Regions from separate parts of the Homo sapiens genome. Here regions 2, 3 and 4 are each linked to region 1. The links are chromatin contacts, found by Hi-C or POLR2A ChIA-PET in ENCODE. All regions are on one chromosome and are shown on one strand. Each heading gives the region's core, a stretch centred on a gene start or an enhancer-like site at or near the end of the contact. The rest is flanking DNA. Distances are from core to core; before and after follow the strand shown. Region 1 has its middle 5.4 kb from the start of TRS-GCT5-1. Region 2 has its middle 20 kb from the start of ZSCAN16. Region 3 holds the start of ZSCAN16 (zinc finger and SCAN domain containing 16). Region 4 holds the start of ZKSCAN8 (zinc finger with KRAB and SCAN domains 8).

The links. A loop is a pair of places that touch in the nucleus more often than their neighbours do. ChIA-PET counts read pairs that join two places held with the same protein, here RNA polymerase II (POLR2A). Pooled maps may share reads with other maps.
Region 2: a pooled map shows a loop between it and region 1 (2.2-fold over the local background). The contact joins two enhancer-like sites. A Hi-C loop is called at or near these places in 4 of 37 single-sample maps with no recorded cell type and 9 of 50 pooled maps. POLR2A ChIA-PET finds 5 or more read pairs at or near these places in 7 of 52 experiments (AG04450, HEK293T, HepG2 and 4 more).
Region 3: a loop to region 1 is called in a pooled map, with 1.9 times the contacts of the local background. The contact joins the promoter of ZSCAN16 here to the enhancer-like site in region 1. A Hi-C loop is called at or near these places in 14 of 168 maps with a recorded cell type or tissue (B cell, HCT116, IMR-90 and 10 more), 27 of 37 single-sample maps with no recorded cell type and 21 of 50 pooled maps. POLR2A ChIA-PET finds 5 or more read pairs at or near these places in 14 of 52 experiments (A549, H1, HEK293 and 10 more).
Region 4: a map of transverse colon shows a loop between it and region 1 (2.1-fold over the local background). The contact joins the promoter of ZKSCAN8 here to the enhancer-like site in region 1. A Hi-C loop is called at or near these places in 39 of 168 maps with a recorded cell type or tissue (A673, B cell, CD14-positive monocyte and 27 more), 37 of 37 single-sample maps with no recorded cell type and 26 of 50 pooled maps. POLR2A ChIA-PET finds 5 or more read pairs at or near these places in 20 of 52 experiments (A549, AG04450, H1 and 15 more).

The regions. Positions count from the first base shown.
Region 1 is chr6:28,205,947-28,209,323 of GRCh38, forward strand. No RefSeq gene overlaps it. Among named protein-coding and RNA genes, the nearest start is that of TRS-GCT5-1, 5.4 kb to the right of the region's middle. Within about 2 kb of position 1,810, at least 4 of the 41 ENCODE cell types and tissues checked have a DNase peak (open chromatin) inside an H3K27ac peak, as active enhancers do; they include transverse colon, where a contact is called at or near this core.
Region 2 is chr6:28,102,889-28,106,265 of GRCh38, forward strand. No RefSeq gene overlaps it. Among named protein-coding and RNA genes, the nearest start is that of ZSCAN16, 20 kb to the right of the region's middle. RefSeq lists an enhancer at 2,691-2,830. Within about 2 kb of position 1,888, at least 36 of the 41 ENCODE cell types and tissues checked have a DNase peak (open chromatin) inside an H3K27ac peak, as active enhancers do.
Region 3 is chr6:28,122,958-28,126,334 of GRCh38, forward strand. It overlaps ZSCAN16 (zinc finger and SCAN domain containing 16), which reads left to right and starts at 1,652. Exons shown (of 4, transcript NM_025231.3): 1 at 1,652-1,720; 2 at 2,456-2,873. The coding sequence starts at 2,487. It overlaps ZSCAN16-AS1 (ZSCAN16 antisense RNA 1), which reads right to left. Exons shown (of 2, transcript NR_103456.1): 2 at 1-254. RefSeq lists an enhancer at 1,296-1,797.
Region 4 is chr6:28,140,002-28,143,378 of GRCh38, forward strand. It overlaps ZKSCAN8 (zinc finger with KRAB and SCAN domains 8), which reads left to right and starts at 1,882. Exons shown (of 6, transcript NM_006298.4): 1 at 1,882-2,028. RefSeq lists enhancers at 1,894-2,013, 2,024-2,143.

The sequences.
Region 1 (3,377 bases), core at 560-3,059:
TTATTTTTAGAGAAAATTAATTTTTAGAAAAAGAAAAGAGGTGAGGAAGACTCCCAATTAGCACAGGCTGTTCTTTCTCTTTCAGAGAGAATCCACTACGAAATAGCTACCTTGTTAGGCAACTGGTAAAGAGTGTTGCAAAACAAAAATGTGGAAAGTGTCAAGAATCTGCCAGCCCTTTGTTGGACAAGCTATGCTATCACTATTTAAAAAAATCAAATTATACTAGTGGAACAATTTGAAGAGTGGGTAACATTAATTGAATGAATTCTTAATCTCTAATACAAGTTGGATGATGATGTAACTTTTCTTTGAGGACCAGCTACCTTCTTATTTAATCATCTGCTCATTTCGAGCCAGTTAGGAGAAATTAACATTTAAGAATATCTACAACCAAGCAAAAGTCTCGCCAAAACTCTAGACATCAGAAAAAAGTAAGGTAGTGTCTACTTAGGAGAGCAACTGCCATCCACAATCCGAAAGACCTGAATGAAAATCCCAAATAAAGAGAGCATTTTGAATGAAACTGGGGGAAATAAAAATAGTGGAAAATGTCTAAAGATTCATCGCTGAAAGATCAACTGAGAGGGTAAGAAGAATGTTTGGCTTGTTTCTTGCCACAATTTATTGAGAAGCAGACATTTTCTCTGAGAATTGTCTCCAAACACTAAATAAGACAAGTAGGCAAGGGTCAAAGTTTAATGTAATTTCTTATAAGGGATTCTTATCTCCGTGGAAATGCTGGCTTCCAGCCTTCAGCACTGGATTATCAAACAATATACACTTTTGATAAGGTACAGCCTGGCCCATAGCAGTAAAATCTTATAAGCCATATCAAAGATCCTCAACAAGGGCAAACAGACACTCCCGGAAAACGGAAAAAGAAAAAATGTTTATTATTTAATTCTGGATATATGACAGTTTTGTATTCTCCTAAAAGTGATGTTAAAGGAAGAATTTTAGGAATGTTTGTAATTTTTTTAAGGTAACCACAATCTTAAAAATAAAAAAAACTCGGGCAAAAAAACAAGTGAGCACTGATTCATTAGAATCTGGGAAAGCAATTCCTTCAGCTACAGAACGGGCCTCATTTGGCTGACTGGATAAGGGCTCTTAATCCCAGCACTCAGGCAGTGCTCCAGTACTGGTTCGATTTCCGCAAAGTCCTTCTTGCATCCACCTTCTCCGCGTTTCTGGTGAGAGAGCAAGTAAGCTACGCTCCCCAACAGATTTTAACAGGGTGGGAGGACAATTTGAGAGAAACATCTGTGGTCTTGGAATGTCCAAAAGCTACTTGGCACCAATTACAACTGAGTGGAAAATTATGGCCCTGCTGGGCTCCAGATCTTAAGACGGGAAAATGTTGGAAATTCCTCCTGGTCACCATCTACCCTAACGTCCCGCCCCCGCACTCACGGCTTTGAATATGTAAACAATTTCAATTTCCTCTACTAACAGTTGATTTACCCACAGAATGAATCGAAGGGTACTCAACAAATGGGAGGACTCGGGCAGCTTTCCTGGGATATCACACCATATAGACTGAGAATTTCAGAAACGCAAAGTGCGCGTCCCAGCAGGGCGAGAATGGCGTTAACTATGTCACCACCGCCCAAATTCCCTATAATTTACCACTTATCGTTCCTGGCTTTATTCTCCGTGCGTGCAGGGACATGTAATTCTCTAGGAGACGGTGGTCCGGACTTGGTTCCCGACTCCCTCGTGGCTGCAAACAGGGGCAGCTGATTTGGGTGGATGCAGAGGTTGTGGCCAGGGGAAGGGCCGCGGGGCAGCGCGTAGAACTGATTGTAAACCCAACTTCCCGCCTCGGAGCGAGCCGCGGCTCGGAGTAGCGTCATTCGAAAGCCACCGGAGATATCGAGAGAGCTCCTTAACTGCTCACTGAGCAAACTTCGTTTTACAGCTTTGGGGTTGATATTTGGGAAACTGGGTCCTAAAAGTGGCTTCTGGTCTTCAGAAGGCTTTGTTCTCCGCTTTTGATTTTTTGACACCACGGGTTTCACACCCCACCCCACCCCCCAGTCTCACACAAACCACTCAAACTCGATTGCGTCTCCATTGCGCTTTGGGGAAAAATAATTTAAGATTCTCGCTTCTGAAATACAGCGTGATGGTTAAGAGCATGGGCCGTGGAAACAGACCCGGGGAAAGCCTCAGCTCGGCCACTCTTTGCCGCGTGACCCTGGGTGGCACCTTCTAAGGGTGATTCTGGGATTCTATGAATTAATGCATGGAAAGCGCTTGCGAGAGCGCTAGCCGGAGTCCGCGCTATTTAGGTGTTTGCCAATATTATTGTTGTTGTTAAGGTGTGAGGGATCTTGGAAGACAGAAGCCAGGAATAAAGTAAACCTACAGAGACGTCCCTCCCCAAACCCCGGCCGCTACCCCTGCAAGACCTTGTGGAGCATGTTAGGTTTCGTGGCGTCGCCAAGTTGTACCTCCTGCGCTTCGCCGCAGATAAAGCCCCAGCTTAGAGCATGGGGTCGCAACCACCCAGAGCCTTCAGACCAGTGAGCACTTTCCGCACAGGTTTGAATCCCATGAACAGTGATTTTTCTTCAATTCTCTAGTCTCGTCTACGTTTTTTGTTTTTTTTTTAAGGTTTTTTTTTTTAAGGAATTTCCGACAAATAGTGTATTAAGCCTCACTCAGCCTTTGCTTTTATCAGCATAGTGTATTTGCTTATCTACTGACACTCTCCCTGACCATTTTATTAATTCCTTCCGTGCAGAGACTACAACATTTGGGATACTTATACAACGAAAAAAAGGTGTTAAACATATTATAACTTTTTACTATGGAAATGTAAAATATTAAAAAAAGGGAAAAAATGATATGATGTAGCCTCGTATATCCATCACCCAGCCTCAAAATTAACAATATTTTGTCAATATTTTTAACATATATTTCAAACTTTGTCTTTCTGCATTTTAAAGCAAGCATATTATTTTATTCATAAAAACTTCACTATGTAAGAGTGAGAGCTTTTTTCTTTTGTTTTTATTTTGAGAAATAGCATTTTTAAACATATATTAAAACACTATATCTTACTGCTTATTTGCTGGGAATGTCTCATTTTTAAAATGGCTTTCTCAGATTTCTTTGTTTTTCCTATTTTGACCAGTGTGTTAATTTTCTTAGAATGGACTTAGAGGATTAGGTGAATTACTTCATAGCACAAAGTTGCTAGGGCAGAATTTTGCTTATTGCTTATATGGGCAGCAAGATAATTTTCCTTCTAAGGGCCAGTGTTAAATACTGACCTTATCTCTATTTAATTTGAACATAATCAACAATATTGTTCAAGAACAGAGTCACCTAAATATAATGTCTTTGACAGAGTGTGGTATTTGCCT
Region 2 (3,377 bases), core at 638-3,137, 100 kb before region 1:
GCCATGAAAAGAAATGAGATCATGTCCTTTATGCAGGGACATGGATGAAGCTGGAAGCCATCATCTTCAGCAAACTAACACAGGAACAGAAAAACAAATACTGCATGTTCTCACTCAGAAGTGGGAGTTGAACAATGAGAACACATGGACACAGAGGAGAGCATTACACATGGGGGCTTGTCAGGGGATGGGGGCAAGGGGAGGGATAGCATTTGGACAAATAGCTAATGCATGCGGGCCTAAAACCTAGATGACGAGTTGATAGGTGCCGCAAACCACCGTGACACACACACATCTTTGTAACAAACCTACATGTTCTGCACTTGTATCCCGGAATTTAAAGTAAAATTTTTTAAAAAATGGTTGCTTTAAAGTGAAAGGATTAAAAAGAATAATAAACTGAGTGGATGCAGGAATTTGGGGAAAGAGAATAGGAAAAATTGTAAAAGGTTATACAAAGTTTGTGGAAATCTTATCTTGCATGGTCAAAGCTGATGAGAATAGATGGATCTGTTTATAAGGTATTATTAAAATTAGGTTTAATATTAACAATGCACTGATACAAAGTAGAATTTTATTTTCTTGCTTGAACAATATAGTATTAATAAGAGATATAAGACTAGTGTTCATCTTTTGAATAAACTGTTAAAAATTTAAAAAGGAGAGAGAGAGACAGATTCTTGTTTGAAAAACTGAATCTCCTCTCTTTCAAAGAGTAAAGGTTTACGCTTTTTGAAATATTTCAATTATCACTTTGGCTAAATAAATGATTATTATGACCTGTGATCTTAGTTTTGATATCAAAGGTTTTAAGACTTTGATATTTGACATAATTCCCAAAATCAAATTTCAAATTCTAAAATTAAGTATTTTCTATAAGGAATGCCTGATAGTCCAAGAGAGACATATTAGGCTTATTTGGTTAAAATCACACAGGAAACACTGTCAAATAAGAAATGGCATTTAACTTTTGTTGATTAGAAGATGTGGGAAAAGGCAAAAAAAAAAAAAACCCAAAACTTTCAGTCACATTTGTATAAATGTGTTATTAACATGTGTTCCGAAATTGTATATTCCTAAATTCTGATGTGTCTTGGTATATGTTATCAGTCATAATTATGATTATGGCAAATTTTGTAGGCTACAGAAATAACCAGATTTTCTTGTTAATTGTGTGTTTAACCATGGCTACTCTAAGCCTTTTGCCATCCACAGACAATTATTGTCTTACTTTACTTCTCAAAAAGTGATTTACAATTCGCTACAGTCTAAAATTTTATTTTCCTTAAAGGAAATTCATGGAAAGGACACTGCCAAGTACTCTTGAATGCAGGTTTCTGATAACTTTGGAAATCACACCACTGGACTAGCTAAAAACTTCCAGAACTCTTAAAAAAAAAAAAACTGATGGATTCATGAAGATTACTAACCCAACATCAAGCAGAACAAGAATTAATAACATGGGCCTAACCTAATAGAGGACTGCATTTATCTTTTATGACTTTTTGTTTGAAACAATTCTGATTCTTTCTACATTTGTTTTCCAGAGTCAAGAAAAAATTCATTTTTATTTTGAGCCATTTATGGTTACAGTGATTGGGAAAAGTGTACTTTTGTGAGAAAACTGAAACTCCAGGTCGGTGGACAGAAATGAAGTCTGGGGAGGTTCCCGCCTGCCGACCTGAGCGGGGAGGACTGACGGACTCAACGCTGCGAAGCTGGAACTCAAACCCTTTCTTTCGGATGAGACAAGTTGTGAAACAAAACCCCATGCCCAAGTGACCCCATTTGGAGACTCCGCGGCGCGCACTGGGGACCCCACACGCTGCACACCTCTCTGAAGCCGCTGGAAGCTGGGGCGCAAGGCCGGAAGGGGTTCGCAGACGCACTTCCGCCAGCGGCCAGGCAGGGCGCAGAGGAGCTAGTTAGAGCTGGGCTGGAGCTGCCACCCAGCCCAGGTAGTAAGACTGGCAGGAAGAGAGCAGGACGCCGCCGCCCGAGTCCCCCAGCTCAGCCAGGTGCGGGCGGGAGGAGCCCCGTCCTTGCTTAGCCCCGCGCTGGAAGCGCCGTCCGAGACACTGCACGGGGCAGACTGGTGGGTGTCCCGGCCCTGGCACCGCGGGGTTGCCCTAGCCAACCGGAGCCCAGCTCCCCCACGCGGGCCGGACGTTTCCCCAGACGTTGCGAAGTCCGACTCTGGTTCACAGATGCCGACCTGGTCGGTCTATGCGGACCACCCTTTTCTCCAACGTGACCGCCGACTATTGGAAGTTTTTTGTGATCTGTCAGGCCCTGATGGCTTAAGGAACATAGCCAGATCTTCCCGAGTCCGAGGCTCGTTATGGTTGTCCACTGATGATCTGCCATTTCGTTTATGTTACAGAATAAACAGGGAAAGTGTTTGTAGTCTGGTTGGTTAACACTGTATTTTGCCTTATTCTTTCAAAGATCTAAACTAGTGGAAGGCAACCTGTAGAACCCGCTTCCATGTCCTTTATCTTGAATGATTCCTGAAACAGCCTTTCTCCAAACCTGCTCCAGAAGTCCCTGAATTAATCCTTAGAGCCCAGGAAGTGAAGATGTCTTTCAAAGATGCCGATTGGGTAACAGAAGCTAAGCACAGAGAAGGCAGTAGAGGGCCTTATTGCGTGGTCCTAAGTTGTGTGCCAAAAAACAGAGAAGTGTCCCTGAGCACCAGGTGTGGTCTCCCCTGCCAGCCCCTCGATGACCAGGTCATAAAGATAACTGCAATCCTTTACTGAGGTCTTACTAAGTGCTAGGCACTGAGTCTAATGCTTTCCAGGCACTGCATCTAATGCTTTTTGTAATTTTTCTTAAAAAAAAAACCCTATATTATCAGGTCTGTGGTTTAATCACATTGTACCAATACTATTTTTTGGCCTTGCAATTGTGCTATGGTTATGTAAGATTTTAATATAATAGGAAGCTGGGTGAAGGATATAGGGACTGTTCTATACCTTTTTGGAAATTTTCTGTAAGTTTAAAATTAGTTCAAAATAAAAAGTTACAAACAAAATTAGAAGCTTGTTTTTAACGGCAGAAAAGGAATAAAAATTTAGAGATTAAGCCACTACACATAAGAGAATGTGACAACATTCGAGCCCAGGGCTTTTGGAATCCTCAGCCCATGCCCTTCACCACTGCCCACCATGTTAATCCTGGGTAACAGATAGGCCCTGCCTAAATCAGTTACGCACACAGCCCCCTACCTATGTTAACATAATTTTACTATTCAACTGTCTTTGCTAATGTGATACTACTATTCCACTGTCTTTATCAACATGACTTTACTATTCCAGGACATTATTGCTGTAGGAGATAAAAATTGCAAATAATTATTTTTGTTTCAAGAACTT
Region 3 (3,377 bases), core at 402-2,901, 83 kb before region 1:
CCCAACCCCTTCACATTCAAGTCTACTGTTAACATAGCAGCCAAAATAATAATCTCAATACCCAAGTTTAATCATGTTACTTCTCTACTCAGAAATCTCAAATGAGCCATGCTGGGTAGCTCACACCTGTAGCTCCAGCTACTCAGGAGGCTGAGGCGAGAAGATCACTTGAGCCCAGGAGTTTCAGGCTGCAGTAAGCTATGATCGCACCACTCACTGCACTCCAGTCTGGGTGACAGAGTGAGACCCATCTCCTAAAACAAAGGAAAAGGAAAGAAAAGAGAAAAGAAAATAAACTGAGTAGCTTATCATTTTATCATTTTAGAGTAAAAATACCCTTGCACTCACCCAAGGCTCTCACTATCTCTCCACCCAACGCTCTTTTGCTCACTCAGCTCCAGAAAAACAAGCACCCTTCCTTTGCCCAAAATACTTAAAACACACTCCACTCCAGGCTTTTGCATTTGTTATCCCTCTCCCTGAAACATCTTTATCCCTGATGGCCCATTCCCTCAGCTCCCTCAATCTTTGCTCAAATGTCAATTTCCTAGTCAGGTCCTCCATGAATATCCTATTTAAATTGCATCACTTCATTCTCACCCCAAATTCCCTATTTCCTTTATTTTCTCCTTAGAACTGATATCCACTCTCTATACACTATGTATATTTTTTGGTTTATTGCCTGCCTCCCCAGCACACACACACACACACACACACATACACACACACACAAGATTATAAATTCCATGAAAGGAAGGGCATTGTTTTGCTCAAAATTAGTTCCAGCTTCCACAATAGTGCCTGGCATAGTAGATAAATCAATATTTGTGTAAGAAAGGAGAAGAGGGAGTAAAAAACTAAGAGCATTTTTCACCCATCAATTTGGCAAAGATCAAAATATTTTATAACACTGTGTTGACAAGTATAGGTAAATAAGAATACTGCTAGTAGATCCTATGATTGGTGATTTGGCATTAACAAAAGTACAAATTTCCCTATTCTATGCTGTAGTAATTCCCTTTCTAGACATACAGACTATGGATATATCCTTACACATGAAAAATGATGTGAGTTCACAGTAAGTTATTGCAGCAATGTTTGAAAAAGAAGAATTGGAAACAACCTCATGACCACCAATGGGGTACTTATTAACAAATTATAGAACATAATACACAGTTGAATACCGTGCAGTTGTTTAAAAAAGAGCAAGATCAAGGAAACACTTATGTACAGCCTTTACCAAGACCACCTGGTAAAAAGAAAAATAAGAAAGGTACAGAAGTGCTACTATTTGTGCAGAGGGGAAAAAGCGCGGACAATCTATAACGGTGTAATATATCTACGGAAGGATATACAAGTCACGAAAAATATTGTCAAACTAGACGCTGGGGGACATTTACTCTTTTTAATAAATGTATGTGAATGCATTACTTATCCATATTACTCAATAATTAAACCGAAAAACGTTTTAAAGAAGTACAAATAAGACTTGCTCGCAGATCCCGCAATCCCATCAATACGAGGCGTAAAAGCCGGGTCCTCCACTGGCTAGGGCCGAGGAGGCAAGCACTCAAGCTGCCACAGAGGCGAAGCTTCCTAGAGCGGCCCGGAAGTGCCCGGCTGAAGCGGCCGGGCGCCGATTGGTGTCTTTGAGTCTAGTCTTTGTTCGGGGCTGTCCAAAGGACGCTAGCTGTTGCACCTGTTCCTCCCTGCGCGTAAGGTGAGTGTCTCCCGGCTCCCAGGTGGAGAAAAGGGGACAAGACGCAGCTGTGGTCAGCAGCAACACCCTCCCCACACCTCCCTGTCGCGGGCAGAGTGTAACACTCCTGTCCCTCCCTCCGCCCCCCAACAGATCTACAGGAGAGGATTTGGCCCAGCCTTCCGGGAGAGGATGGGTGGAAGGGGGACACTGGTTGCGGGTTCCTCTGCAGAGGCATCTGTCTGATCCCCTTCCAGGGTTGGCACACATATCCTATAACCAGTGAATCCTGGGGGCACAAGCTGGCCCGTGCATCTCATGGTAACAGAATGAAGAGCCTTTTAACAAAGCCGTTAATAATACTTGGCGTTTATTTAGTGCTTACTAGTGCCCGCTGCCATGCCAGGGACGTTGCATACGTTCTCATGTAATCTGTATATCAACCCTGTAACACACATGAGAATTGTACCTGAGGATCTGTAGTTCTAGTCCAGATAAATAACTTCCTCTAAGTTACACAATAGAGCACAGATTCAAATCATATCCCTGCGTCACTGTTTTTTGTTTTGTTTTGTTTTGTTTTGTTTCAGCTTCCTATAAGACTGTTTTCTCTGATTGACTTCTGGTGGCTTGGCTTCATTATGATGTGTTTATGTTCACAGAAATTTTTGTAATTTCTCTATGGTAACAACTTTTTATGCCTTAGGAGTGTCTCTGAGGCAGGATTCTAAGAGATTCTCTTTGACTCAATCCCAGATAGAGGATAAATCTCCTGGCAAAGCCCAGAATGACCACAGCCCTGGAACCTGAGGACCAAAAAGGACTTCTGATAATTAAGGCAGAGGACCATTACTGGGGACAGGATTCCAGCTCACAAAAGTGCAGTCCTCACAGGAGGGAACTCTATAGACAACACTTCAGGAAGCTCTGCTATCAGGATGCACCTGGACCCCGTGAAGCTCTTACCCAGCTGTGGGAGCTCTGCCGTCAGTGGCTGAGGCCAGAATGCCACACCAAGGAGCAGATTTTAGACCTGCTGGTGCTAGAACAGTTCCTGAGCATTCTTCCTAAAGACCTGCAAGCATGGGTGCGTGCACACCATCCAGAGACTGGAGAGGAGGCAGTGACGGTACTGGAGGATCTGGAGAGAGAGCTTGATGAACCTGGAAAGCAGGTGTGAAGGGGCAGTCATCTGGCTGTGAGTGATCAGGGGATATGGATGGAGCCAAAGCAAAAGGCATATGAAAGAACATCTGAAAATATTTATCCTCTAAAGAACAAGGCATAGGAAGGGACCTGACTACCTATGTCAAATAATTAAAGTGTGGCTGGGTAAAGAGAGGAGAGTCACTAGACTGATTCTATGCCTGTTTGGAAGGCTAGGATCAGTGGGAAGTTACCAAAAGGCAATCAGGTATCAGAGGAAAAGAAATAATTTTCTGCCATTCATAGATACCCATAAATAAAATAGGCTACCCCATAAGAAACTCCCTTTCCATATAGGTATTCAAGCGGAGATTCAAGTAGATGTCAAGGATATTGCAGAATAGGACTGTCCAACAGAAATATAATGCAAGCTGTATATGTATTTAAATTTTCTAGTAGCCACATTAAAAAAAAAGGTGAAATATATATTTTATTTAGCCCACAATATTTAATCATGTAATCAATATTTTTA
Region 4 (3,377 bases), core at 632-3,131, 66 kb before region 1:
TTTGTTTATTTATGTTGAGACAGGGTCTTGCTCTATTGCCCAGGCTGGAGTGCAATGGCAGGATCTCAGCTCACTGCAGCTTCTGCCTCCCAGGCTCATGCGATTCTCCCGCCTCAGCCTCTGGAGTAGCTGGGACTACAGGAGCCCACTACCATGCCTGGCTAATTTTTGTATTTTTTGCAGAGATGGGTTTTTGCCATGTTGGCCAGGCTGGTCTCAAACTCCTGAGCTCAGGTGATCCTCCCGCGGCTTCACAAAGTGCTGGGATTACAGGCATGAGCCACCGCGCTCAGCCAAAAAAGTTACTTTTAAAATGTGAAAAAAGAAACTGAAAGTAGAGTTCTAGTCTGTCACCAGTTACTTCCAGTTACCATCCCAGGTGGAAAGCAACAGCTGTGAAATAAAAAGCAAAAATAATTACTTTGAAGGAGTCCAGAAGCACTGTAGCTTCCCAGTGTTTACTATTATTTACTTGTTTTCATGTGATAATTAGATGACAAAACCCTTAAATCAAAACGACTTTGTCAGTACGCAAAATATTGGGGAGTTAGTAATTGGGAAGGGATAGAAATGTTGGTGGTGGCTACCAGCAGGAGCAGATAAAGAGGGAAATTAAGGTGAAAATTGGAGGAGCCCTGAGAACTCAATAATAGGTGGTTGGGAAAGGTGCTGAAGGAAATAAATACATGAGACTTAAACAACAAAAAATAACACTTGCCACAACCTCCACCCCTGAAATCCTATTAGTCTCAAAAGTTAAAAAGCTCTAATGCAACAGGTCTGTAAAGAATGAACACAGGGCCAGGGTGGTGTCTCATGCCTGTAATCCGAGGACTTTGGGAGACTGAGGCAGGAGGATCACTTGAGCCCAGGAGTTCAAGACCAGCCTGGGCAACATAGTGAGACCCCCGCCCCGCCCCGCCACCCCGTTTCTACAAATTTTCTTTTTTAAGCTGAGGGTGGTGCACACCTGTAGTCCCAGCTACTTGGGGGGCTAAGGTGGGAAGACTGCTTGAGCCCAGAAGGTTGAGTCTGCCGTGAGCTATGATCACACCACTACACTCTGCAATAGAGACCCTGTCTCAAAAAAAAAAAAAAAAGGCAAAAAAAGAAAAAAAGACTAACAAAGAAAGAATGAACATAGATTTGTTCCCCATATCTTGTGGTATTAAACCTAGGGTCTACTCTTCAAGCTTACATCATAGGTTTAGCATTAAAACAGCTAAGCAGCAAAGCAGATGCTGTAAGCGATAGAAATTCATTAAGATAGGAAAGAGTGGGAAATATGTAAAGATCCAAAAAGAATATATATTTAATTACGATTTTTTTGAATACTTAATAAAATATGCTATTCCTAAGTGCCATGCCATAGGGATTTCACAAAACTATGAACTGTGATTAGCAGGAATTCCTCATGAAGTTTGTACTCTATGTGAGAGGTCTGGATATGTTTATGAATCGAGAACAGTAAAGTACAGGGTATGTAACGGAGCCAAACGCGAATCCAGTTGGAATCCTAAGGATCCATGAAGTGCTCCCTCCTCCAACACTTTCCCAGCCTCCTATTCACAGCTCCAGCCTCCCCACGTCCGATATCTACCCCCAGGGGACCGTTACTATTGACAGCGAGCGCGCGGAGCTGCATGGGCACACAAGGCGGAGGGGACACCAAGGTCCGTTATTCCCCAGCACGTTCACTGCCCCAGCGACAGCGCAAGCCTGAGGCACGCAGACGCGGGAGGAACCCGAGGCACAGCACACAGCAGGTGAGGGGCGTGGTACTCCGGTACCCTCAGTCGGCCGACCATAGAGCTTGTAGACCTCCAGGACTCCTAGAGAGCTTCCGGAAGTGCCTTTGGGGCAAGATGCGTGCTGGCCGGTGTTGTGCCTCCGCAGATTTAGAAGTTAGTGGCCGGAGGGGCCTGGTCCGAGTACAGCTTTCATCGCCTTTACTCCCCGACCTTCCTTCGAGTCTGTTTATCCGTTGCAGCCTCCCTTCCCCACGACGGGGCGCCTCTGCAACTCACAGTGAGTACGGTCGGGCTCTGGGCCGGAGGAAAGTGGGTGCTTTGTGGCTGGTCCAGGCCGCAGCTGAGGACTGGCCTGAGGGGTCCGGAGAGGGGCCTGTGCGGTGTTCGGCGCCGCGGACCGATTCTGACGCCTTAGTTGCTGTTGCAGGCAGAGTACGTCCCCACGAATTGCCCTTGAACTTTTTGCGAGGGAACCTTTTATGAAGCTTTCTTCATAGATAATCGTGTTGTGGTATGTTTTTGTAGTCGATCTTGTTTATCTTAAAATGGGGAACGCCCCCCCCATGTTATTTTTTATCCAACTATTTCCAGAGTCTGAATTGTTTTCACTTAGCGCTCTTTTGCGTTTAGGTCACAACAAAATTCTCAGTTTTTAAAAAAGACATATTTTGCTTTTGGAAGCCCCGTTTATCCATGGAAACCAATTTTTGCTGTTACTCTTCTTTCTTTAGTGTATTCAGAAACTGGTGGTGTGTTGACTAGATAATTGTACGAAAGTTTTTTTTTTTTTTTAATTTCAGGGTAATTCAGAATTCAACATTATCAGAATGCCTATTTCATTTGTTAAAGCAAACTGAAGTTAGCCAACGAGGAACTCTGGGAGGGCCCCATTTCCAAAACTCTGGTTAGTCATGAGTAATTTTTGTCAGGCTACTTTGACTGCCACCACCACCTTTAAAAACATATTTCTGTTGTTTGTTAGTTCCGTTGAGTATATTTACGTAGCAATCATTGTTTTAGCAAATACATACATGTTTTGAATTTCTGTTGTTTAAATGTAAAATGTGATAGATGTTAATTAAAACTTTCAGCTAATGCAATTTGAGATAACAAAGCATAGTATTGGCTTCACCTACTTTTTCTTGGATTTTAAATCCTGGAAAATGTCTTTTTTGTTTTGTTTTCAGTTCCCAAACATTTCTCAAATTAGACATAGTCTGAAGGAAGAATACATTCCTTCCACAACTATTGAAAAAATAATACTGTTAAAATTGAGTTGTGCCTTCAGCATCTCACAGGATTACAGTATTTAAAATCCAGAGGAAGCTTTAAAGATTGCCTTTTAAACTCATGTAAACTTGACTAGGTGTTCTTTAAGGAGACTATGTAAAAATCAGTCTGTATCCACAAAGTGCTCACCAACTTAATACAGACATGTACGCACAAAACTGAGAGGAAGGTACATACTGGAGTAATTTTGCACTCAGTTATTTATAGGTTGTAATTCTCAAAAACCAGCTGATCAGAGAGGGAAGAGACTTAAAAAAATGGAAAATTAGCCACTAAATAGAATAATCAAGATGAGCAATGGGCAAGACCTGTTGGCTGATTTGGTATAAAAAATGA